Linked DNA regions of Homo sapiens: region 2 is linked to region 1. Evidence: read pairs that join two places in POLR2A ChIA-PET (ENCODE). Cell type or tissue: Panc1. All regions are shown on one strand. Each heading gives the region's core, and the rest is flanking DNA. Links, peaks and the distances in the headings are about the cores only.

Region 1 (5,152 bases), core at 1,206-3,705:
AACATAATATTCAACTCAGACTCTTGAAATATAAGGTGAATCTGAGAGATGAAAATAAGATATGCTATCTTTTTTGGTTCCTGGCTCTTCTTATAGACTGGATGAAGAATATTTACATCTTTATTAACCACCCAAGTTAATTTAAGTATCTTCTTTCTTATAGTAAGTTGTATAAACTTTCACCTCATAAACACAATAAAAAAGGTTCCAATAAAAGGAAGAAAAAAACAACAAGGAATGGCTTAAATAGCTGACATATTATTTGAGCAACTTGAGGTTCTATAGTAAAATCTGGTGATAACCATCCTGAAAAAATTTGATTTCAGTTATCCTGCCACTGGGGAGTAGCTCTCATCTCAAAGTGGTGAATGCTGGGGAGGCAAGGAGGCCACTAAGGTTCCCATCTGCTCGGCAGAAGGAGAGGTAAAGGGGAGGACTACTAGGGAAAAGGCAGGCAACTTCTTCTTGTAAAATGAGGACACAGAAGGTAGGTCCTTAAAATTCAGGTTGGGTCTCTGAAATAGAAACCAGTCAACAAGGAGATTCCTGGAATTGCTGTCATTGTCTAGGAAGTCCCAGGTAGCCACAGGATCCATAATCATCCCCATGATTATTTATTTATTTATTTATTTATTTATTTATTTATTATTTAATAAGGTCTCACTCTGGCTCTGTCGCCCAGGCTGGAATGCAGTTGTGTGATCACAGCTCACTGCAGCTTCAACCCCCTGGGCATAAGCGATCCTCCCACCTCAGCCTTCTGAGTAGCTGTTACTACAGGCATGCACCACCACATGCAGCTATTTTTTAAAATGTTTTGTAGATACAGGGTCTCCCTATGTTGCTCAAGCTGGTCTCAAACTTCTGGGCTCAAGTGATTCTCTTGCCTCTGCCTCCCAAAGTGCTGAGATTACAGGCACAAGCCACTGCGCCCTGCCATCCCATGAATATTTCAGCTGGAGCAGACAACAGCTTCAAGGTAATGCCAAAGTGATATAAGTCCCCCTTTTCCGGTGAGAAAGCCCCTGGACCTCTCGGCTGCTAGCTGAACAGCATTACAAGGCTTCATTTTATTTCCTTTGAAATAAAACCACCCTGCATTTTATACAATTGAAATTGTTTAGACCCCCCAATATCACAAGAGTCTAAAATGCGGAGTTTTACTATATCTCTCTTAAAATGCTCTAATGGTGAATACATGAGAATATCAAGAAAATTAAGAAGCTGTTGTTCCTAATTATGTTATATGTTTGACTTGATGTTGCTTTGTACCCAGTTGATACTCAGTGTACTCAACAAGCAGTATGGTACCAGCCCCGGCCAATCAGAACAGACGCCGACCCATAAGAAAGACCCTGTCCCACCTGCTGAATGAGTGCGTGCCAGCTGAACATCAGCGTGGCTTCGTTCTTCAACACATTTACAAAAGAAGTAAAAATAAACAGTTTTTTCTTCTCAATTCTCCTCCCTGCTTTTTTCCTTTGGAACCACAATCATGCCCCAGTAAGTGCTTTCCTAGGTGAGAGGTGTGTGTCCCAGGTTGAAGGCAAGGCCAGTGGCACTTATTCCCACAAAACACCCACAGCAGCTTCTGGCTCTCAAGCCTCACATCTACTTGGCTGGGAGACCATTTTCCTTTTCAACCTCCAGGAGGAAGACTCAGTAATGAGTTGGGTCTGCAGCTGCTGTCTGCTCTTTTTTTCACATCAGAAAAATCTAATACCCAAACCACACATTTGAAATTTTTCTATGTAAGTCTAAATACTGCCTTTCAATCACTTGCAAATCATGTTCATCTCACACAGAGGCCTGGGAAGCTATGATTAAAGACAAGCAGAGATTGTCAAAGATGGTGGCATACAAAGGTTAAAAAAAAAACTCATAATTTTCCTACTCTACATGAAACTAGGAGGAGAAAAACGGAAAGGATGATTCCTGTAATTTCAGTAATCTTCGGGTTTTATGAAAGTAATACTGTGTTATTGTTTGTTCAGAACCTGTTTTGCAGGCCTGTGATCTTCCCCCACTGGGAAGGGTAGACTGGCGTACTATATCCTGGGAAATCCGAAACACAAGGCCTTGCTGTGTCATAGCAGGAATGAGTGGAACAGTTACTTTGAAAGGAGCGGCACACTTTTGCTAGTGTGTATGCACAGACGCATCTCACGAGCTCCCAGAAATCCCAGGCCCTTTGTGACTCGACAAGAAAGCAAACCAGTTTGAATGGGACACAGTAAAATCCCCTTCCCTTTGTTCTCAAAGAGCAGTACGCCAGTGTTCAAGAAAGCCCCTTACTTACTATGGTTCTAAGGCATTTTCTTTTCTTCTTCTTTTATTAATGATCTACCTTAGAATTCGGCCAAAAAGCATCTCAGGGCAGCCTTGGACAGATTCTTTCAGGTGGAAAAACATGTGAAAATATATTTAGAAGTTTTCAAGTATCTTTAAAATACTCCTTAATTTTTTTCTTTGTGCTACAGGATACGTTCAGGCAAGTTAATGTTTTGAATCCTTTGAATTCTCCAGCTGGGCTCCCCTTTATACTTAAAAAAGAGAACAACTCTGGGACTTCTTAAGCACACCTGGTTGTTAAAAACACTGAGTAGAAAATAAGGGCATTACTAGTGAGAGTATCTGAGAGTATCTGCTAATTTCCGAGAGTCATGAATTTGGAAGCTTTCTGGGTGTATATATTAACATACTTGAAAGAAGCAAAAAATTGGCAGCCTTGTTAAAATGATAACAACCATGAAGGTTTTGATTGAAGATGTTACCAATTTACAATCAATATTAATCTTACCTTCTTTTTTCCTGTCATATTCCATTCTTTTAGAACTTGAATTGCACTGCCTAGATAAAGACAAAGAATCTTCAACAAATATTCACATCATAAAACACCACACAAAATTCATCTCTGTCTTTCCATCTTGGTAGCAGCTTTTTTTTTTTTTTTTTGGCTTTTTCATTTGTTTTGATACATCCTATCTTAATAAAAATGCCAGTTTCATTTTTTATTTCCCAGATTTTCATTTAATTCACTGTATGATCTTGGTTTTATCAAAATATTAAGCCTCACTACATGAAGCTTACTTTTTTATCATTATATTGTCGTACGGAAAATGAAATATATCTTGAGAATTTTCTAGCAGCTTTGTTGCCATAAGTAGAATTAAAATTATTCTGTTTGATATATGAATAAAAATACCTATAATCTTCTGAACCAAATATGGGATTCTGAATATTATTAACAATGTGAATCACAGCTTTCTGTTTGGCCATTCTTTCTCTTTCTCTGTCCCTATTCATATGTTCACATCTTGCAGGGGGATGAGGAAGACATATTACAATGATATTAGTTTCTCTAGAGTTAGCATGGATAGAGATGGGATGTGGTCTACAAGGCTTCTACCTTGAAACCAAAAAAAGTTCATTAAGTGAAAAGTTGGGCCCCAGGTTCTGTCCATCCCATTCACATATATCGGTAGAACTGCACTGACTCAGAGAAGATACCTAATTAAATTATATTCAAATTATATTAAATTATATATAAATTAAATGCCTAATTAAATTACAAGACATTAAAAAAATGTTTTATCGCTGGCCAGCTGCAATCCATGTTTCTCCATAGTCTAACAAAGTTCATTCATTCATTCCCACTGTGCTGAAGGTGGTTTCAATAACAAGTTATTGGTAATGAGGATATCAGTTGTTTTCAAATAAATAGGCACAGTATTTCTAAAAGAGAGTAGCTCTTTTAAGTATATTCTTTTAACAATTTTAAAAATTCTCATACAATCTAAATATACTAATAGCTCTCTAAAAGGAGTATGTTGGCCAAACAAAGATAAATTTCAGGCTGGTCTTTATAATAAATTTCAAATTAGTAGGGTCCTAATTATTGAGTCTACTGTCACTGTTAGATAAGCAGAAGGCCATATGGCTTTGACTAATGTTTAGACAGGCTAATAATTCCTATCTATTTAAAGTTTCCAACTCAACGCCCCTCTTAGACTTGTCTGAGTTGCATGTACTTGAAATAATAAGACTGCACCTAAAAGTAAGCTATAATTCAGACTTTTTATTAACTGGGTTGGTCTTTCTCTAATTTGTCCAGAGAATTAATGTTTCACAGCATTTTCCTTTAGAAGAAATTTAGAAAGTCCCTTTTGTTAAGTTTCTTGGTAAGTCTTGGTTAATAATAATTAGGGCAGTACTTACTTATAGCTACGCTTCAGTTTTCTAAATAAAACTAAAACTTAAAAATGCTAAATACTGTTCATTTTAATCAGAAAGTGGTGGTGAGTTGCTTATTGCTTTCACAACTGCCATATTCAATTAGTCCTCTAATTTTCATGTTTTGATATACATTCTATTTGTAATTTGGACAATGAGCTTTAGGGACTAATTTTGAAGAAGAAATACCCATATTTACAGAGGATTTTGAAACTGTTATTATTAAATTTTAATTATACTGAAACGGCTTGGAGTTTTTCAGCCACTCAGAGCGCTTTCTGTATGCCTCATAAATGACTCCTAACAAATATTTTTGACTGTCAGTTGTTTGGCTTTTTTTATGGTTTTGGTTTTTTTTTCTTTTTGGAGACGGGGTCTCACACTGTTGCCCAGGCTGGAGTGCAGTGGTGCAAACATGGCTCACTGCAGCCTCGACTTCCTGGGTCCAATCAATCCTCCTGCCTCAGCCTCCAGAGTAGCTGGGACTACAGGCATGTGTCACCACTCTAGACTAATTAAAAACAAAAAATTGTAGAGACAGTGTCTCGCCATGTTGTCCAGGCTGGTCTCAAACTCCTGGCAATCCTTCTGCCTTGACCTCCCAGTATGCTGGGGTTACAGGTATGAGGAACCTGCCTGGCACCCAGTATTTTTAAATCAAGTTTTCCTACTGCTCCCCAACCAAAATGACTTCTCATGAGGCTTCTCAGCAATCAATGAGCTTTATTAATGAGATCTCAACACTGACAAGGTGAAAATTTCAAGAAGGACAAGCAAGGTGCTCTGTTTAAGTACAAACAGATTTGATGACAGTCCATCAGTTACTGTGCATCTGATCAAGATCACTCTGCAATAAAAACTTTCATGATGAGGAACGTGGGGGGCCTCAATCCAAGTGGGGGTAGGGAGGAATGGGGAT
Region 2 (5,152 bases), core at 1,444-3,943, 250 kb before region 1:
GCCAACATGGTGAAATGCCGTCTCTACTAAAAATACAAAAATTAGCCAGGGGTGATGGCACGTGCCTGTAGTCCCAGCTACTCAGGAGGCTGAGGCACGAGAATCACTTGAACCCAGGAGGCAGAGGCTGCAGTGAACTGAGATCATGCCACTGCACTCCAGCCTGGGCAACAGAGCAAGAATCCACCTCAAAACAGAAAAAAACAACCCACAAAGCTGTAGGCTTAGTGCTGTCTGTCGTGTCTTTTGTTAGGACTGGAGAGAGTGGATCTAGGTTGTGGTAGGCTGCCTAAAAGATGGCTCTGGATAATCCTCACCTCCTGGTATTCACATCCATATGTAGTCTCCTCCTATACTCTACCAGGCCAGCCTGTTTGACCAGTAGGCTATGGCAGAGGTGACAGTAGTCACTCTGAGATTAGGTTATAAAGCTGGGCTTCTGTCTCGGGTACTCTCTCGCTTGCACATGCTCTCTCTTTTTCTCTTGGGCTGGTCTCTCTGGAGGAAGCCAGTTGTCTTGTCCTGAGGACACTCAGGCAGCCTACAAAGAGGTATCCACATGACAAAGAATGGAGGCCTCTGGCCAACAGCCAGTGAGAAGCTGAGCCTCCTGTCAACAACGCTATGATGGAGGGAGATGGAACAGGATTCTCCTGTCCCCGTTGAGCCTTGAGATGACTGTTGCCCCAGCCACAGCTTGACAAGCCTCATGCAGAATCACCCAGATAAGCCACTCCCGGAGGCCAGCCCCTCAGAAGTGGTGTGAGCTAATGAGCATCCACTGTTTTCAGCACTAAGTTTGGGGGTAATTTGTTGTACAGAACAGGTAACTGATATTTAGATGTAGGTTCAAAGTGAGGAAAATTTTGCCGGAATAAGGGCAAGTCTATCAACAGGAGAATGGCTGAGAAACAGGCCTTTGGGGAGGGCCCCTGGTAGAATGTCACATTCTGGCCCTTTGCCTAGCAGTGACACTAACCTGAGCTGAGATTTAGCTTTTATGAAGGCATCTGATGAGGCTATATGACACATCCCCTAAGATCATTCAAATAAGTTATAGGAACATGCCTTAAAATTTCATACTAGGCTAATTATTACCTTGTTCTTGGATCTTAACAAGGACAATGCATATATAGGAATATAAGAAAATCCACATGACTAAGTTTTCACCAACTTTTGCTTTGAGGGAGAAGGGACTTAGAAATCAGTTATATGGGCAGGGCACAGTGGCTCAGGCCTATAATCCCAGCACTTTGGAAGGCCAAGGTGGGTGGATCACTTGAAGGCCAGGAGTTTGAGACCAGCCTGGGCAACATGGTGAAGCCATGTCTGTACTAAAAATACAAAAATTAGCTGGGTGTGGTGGCGCAGCCTGTAATCCCAGCTACTTGGGAGGCTGAGGCACAAGAATCACTTAAACCCAGGAGGCAGAGATTGCAGTAAGCCAAGATCAAGCCACTGTACTCCAGCCTGGGTGACAGAGTGAAATTCTGTCTCAAAAACAAACAAACAAACAAACAGAAATCAGTTCTATGCAAGAACCCGCTCCCTAGTAGTGTAGGGCTGCTAGTCTAACACAAAAACCATGCTCAAAGTGATCACTGTTTTGCCCTAGTGCGAGGTTACCCTATAGAGATCCAGTCTGAATTAGAACCAGACAGGTTAGATACTTGAAAAGGCAGGTTCAATAAAAGTGACCATAGTTTCAGAGATTAGGTTGACTATAGTTTTAAAAAATACATGCTGGAGACTTATTAAATGAAAATTTAAATCTGATCACAATCCAAGAACACAGGCATAGAGGATATTTGTAAATATCAAGAACTAGAGCTTGCTTCTAGGTACATTTTGGAAGAGATTATCACTAAACTGGTAGCTTGGTCACATGACAGTTGTTAGGGTATCACAGTCCCATTTAATGTATCAGTGATCATTTATTAGTATTGACAGTGACCAGTAAGTGGCTTCTTTTACTCCCGAAGGCTCTGGTACAAGAGGAGAAATTCTATGAGTCTTTGAAGCAACAGAGACAGAAAGAGGGGGAGAGAGAGAGAGAGAGAGAGAGAGTGTGTGTGTGTGTGTGTGTGTGTGTGTTTGTGTGTATGTGTGTGTATCTCTTCAGAGCATCCCTTGAAAGCATAAGGATGCTCTTAAACTATCTAAAAAGCAAGACCAAGCCAGCTCTGTGGCACAATGGATAGCACACTGGACTTCTAAAAGGCAAGACCTAGCTGAGTAAAAGATATAAAAAAGTGGCCACTACCTGCCCTGGGCTGGCTTGGTGCTTGTTAGCAGATTACAGATGTCTATGAAATCCTTCAAGAATGTCATATCTTGGCATTTCTCATAAAAAGTCAGAATTGCTGGTTGTGCCAATAGTCTACATGAAAGCCCCCTTTAGAGCATGTTTCTTTCTTCATGTAGTTTCTTTCCTGATTCCATTTAAAAGGGCCAGGGAAATAAAGACAGGCCACCAGTTGTTTTCCATGGCAGCAACCAGATCACCAAGGCAATTGTGGGGATTCTATTTTCTTCTGGTAATCCAGGGAAATCACCCTTAGGCCAAATGCACGATGCTGCCACTCACTAAGCTCTCCTCAGATAGATGGCATCTGTGGAATTTAGGTGCATCCTAAGTGCAACTTGAAGACCTTTCCAACCGGTACTGACCTTATGATCCCCCGTCAGGCAGTCTATTTCAACCTCGGAACAGGCAGCTCCATAAACAAAGTATTCGAAGGGCTGGCCTTCGCCTTTCTCCCAGTTCATGTCTGACTCATAACCTCTGGAAGAAACAGTGAGTGTTGTTAAGTGATCACGTCCCCTAATTGCAGACCATGATGACTAAACAGACCCATGAGGATTTATGCAAGCCACAGGAATATACCTGTACCTAATGTATGTGCCAGCACCTAATGTATGTGCGATAAATGTGTTGAATAAATAAGTATTTAGTTTTTTCTTTTAAAACTTGCTTTGTCTGATAAAAACATCTAACTACTCCTGACTGGTGCCTCCTTACTCCTGGAGGTTAGCTTCTTACTTCCTGAATGTCCATCTTACTGCTTTTGGCTAATATTGGATCATCAGATTTGGGGAACTCAACCTTCATTTTACACCAAACGCTATTTCAAAGGTGCATGCTTGCCTGCTTTGTCTATCTTTCTGGCTCCAGAATTTGCCCCTCTGTGTGAAGGATCAGGTCCCATGGCTCCCATTCTTTGTCTCTACTCTGGTCTCTCACCATCAAGCTCCATGGCCTGCTCTGTTCCTAACTAATCTTTAAGAACATCAAATAAATAATGGTAAAACAGAAGCATGGGTCAGCAGCTTGCAGAACTCTCTACCCTCTCTCCTCTGCTGCCCTGCAACCTGGAGGTGGCCATTAAAAATGCTTCCAATGCCTGTTCCTGACAGGCAGTCAGTGCCCAGGTCCCGCACCAATGGCAAAGTGATCAAACCAGGTAAGGCTCTACATCACCCTGCTCTCAGACAGCTTTCACTTTCCATTAAAATAATTTAATAAACTGTTTTCCAGATTCACTGAGTTCCTGTTGTTTCACATCTTAATGTAACATGGTTATGGTCCAATTTCTTTTTTGCCAATCCTGAAGGTGTAAAATGGTACCCATCTTATGGGTTTAATTTGCTTTCCCCTACCTTTGTTTCTTAAGAGATAGATCGTGTTTTCAACAAAAAGTCAACCACTGCCGAGTATTCCAAGTACTAACCACAGAGAGCCTTATAATACCACCCACTATGATTAGAATCATCAGTTAAGCTGAATTTTGTGTGCCTATTTTTCCTAACAGAAGTCTTTCTGGATACTAGCAGTTAAATGTTCTTTATAACCACAACCATGGATTAACTAGCAGTTAAATGTTCTTTATAACCATGGGTAAATAGAAGGTAGAAAGTCAACGTTTGCCAAAATTGCAAGGGAACTGAAACTCTTCCTCAAGATACCACTGTTCTTCTCCATAGCATGTGATCAGAGGGAGTATTTACCTGAAGTATCCAACAGCTGAAAGGTTAATGCTTTCATCAAAAGCAGTCTGTGCCTGTGAAGGAAGAGCATAGCATGATGCAACAAGGATGCCCAAAGAAAGAATCACTCAAGACTTCAATTTTAATTTTACCCTGTGTGTTAAATAAAACTATCAGCAATAGTAACCAGGAAGGACCCAGATTAATCCATTCCTTTTGGCTTTCTCCTCTGTGGTTCACGGCTTGTAGCTGTTTGTTCAGCACCTATGATTGTACTAAATGCCCGCTGTGGTATGATACAGGCTGGACTAAAGTCATCAACATATGTTCCACTTAGGAAGAAATTCACTCAGTCATCTGCAGAAAATTTTCAATTAAGATGGGACATTTTAGAAAACAATGCTTGGTTGGCTGCTTAATTTTAATATCAGGTTTCTGCTAGTCTATAGAGTAAGGGTTCATTTTATAATTCATATTTATGGGAACTGTCAATCCTTTCTGGACACATTTGTTTCAGGTGAGGGGAATAATTTTGCTAAATTGTACCATTTACACCAAAACTCTGCAGTACACAGAGCTGACTACTATGCACAAAAATCAGGGTCAGGTCCAAGTCCCTAAGTCTAGGAATGAAGGTCAGAAGCACATCAATCATTAGCGAAGAAAGTGGGCTGAATGGCTGCATCTCATGGTGGTGGAGTACTACTCTCCATGCTGCACCTCTCTCCAGCTTTCTCCAGCCACACTGACTCAGGCTTTCTGGGCTCAGGCAGCATGGGACAGAGGACAGAAACAAATATGCCCAGGAAGTATAGACAGACCCCATAAATATGAATTATAAAATGAGTCCTTACTCCATGGAATAGCAGAAACCATTTCTAAGTGGGATCCTCAAATGTTATTTCCCCCAGACCTGTATTTGTAAGGTTGCAAAAACTGACATTCTAGAATAGCCAGCGTGACACATGCTCCCAGCTTTTATGGATATTTGTTCCACAACATCTGGTAGTTGATAAACTATTACTTTGAAAAGTTTGTTAGCTGACTTTAGAATGTGTCTTCTTTTCCAACTAGATTATAAGCAGATCAAAGGAAGCAGTTGAGTATTTCCATTCCATTGAGTACCTATTACTGGATGAACATATACCCACTGGCTTGGTTTCCT

The links. ChIA-PET counts read pairs that join two places held together with the same protein. Peaks named below come from ENCODE experiments on the same cell type or tissue, not always from the same donor. Only the 100,000 strongest peaks of a DNase experiment are listed, where the experiment ranks them.
Region 2: POLR2A ChIA-PET joins it to region 1 with 8 read pairs; 1 of 35 experiments calls an interaction of 5 or more read pairs at or near these places.

What each region holds. Positions count from the first base shown.
Region 1 is chr2:200,414,077-200,419,228 of GRCh38, reverse strand. SPATS2L (spermatogenesis associated serine rich 2 like) reads right to left here. Exons shown (of 13, transcript NM_001100423.2): 5 at 2,801-2,850. The region is part of intron 5 of LOC101927741 (a long non-coding RNA gene); the gene reads left to right. Among named protein-coding and RNA genes, the nearest start is that of KCTD18, 93 kb to the left of the region's middle. In Panc1, for the core only: no CTCF peak of the experiment used is centred there; no DNase peak of the experiment used is centred there; H3K27ac peaks cover 2,456 bases.
Region 2 is chr2:200,660,488-200,665,639 of GRCh38, reverse strand. AOX1 (aldehyde oxidase 1) reads right to left here. Exons shown (of 35, transcript NM_001159.4): 30 at 4,009-4,061; 31 at 2,671-2,785. Among named protein-coding and RNA genes, the nearest start is that of LINC01792, 72 kb to the left of the region's middle. In Panc1, for the core only: no CTCF peak of the experiment used is centred there; a DNase peak (open chromatin) is centred at 2,740.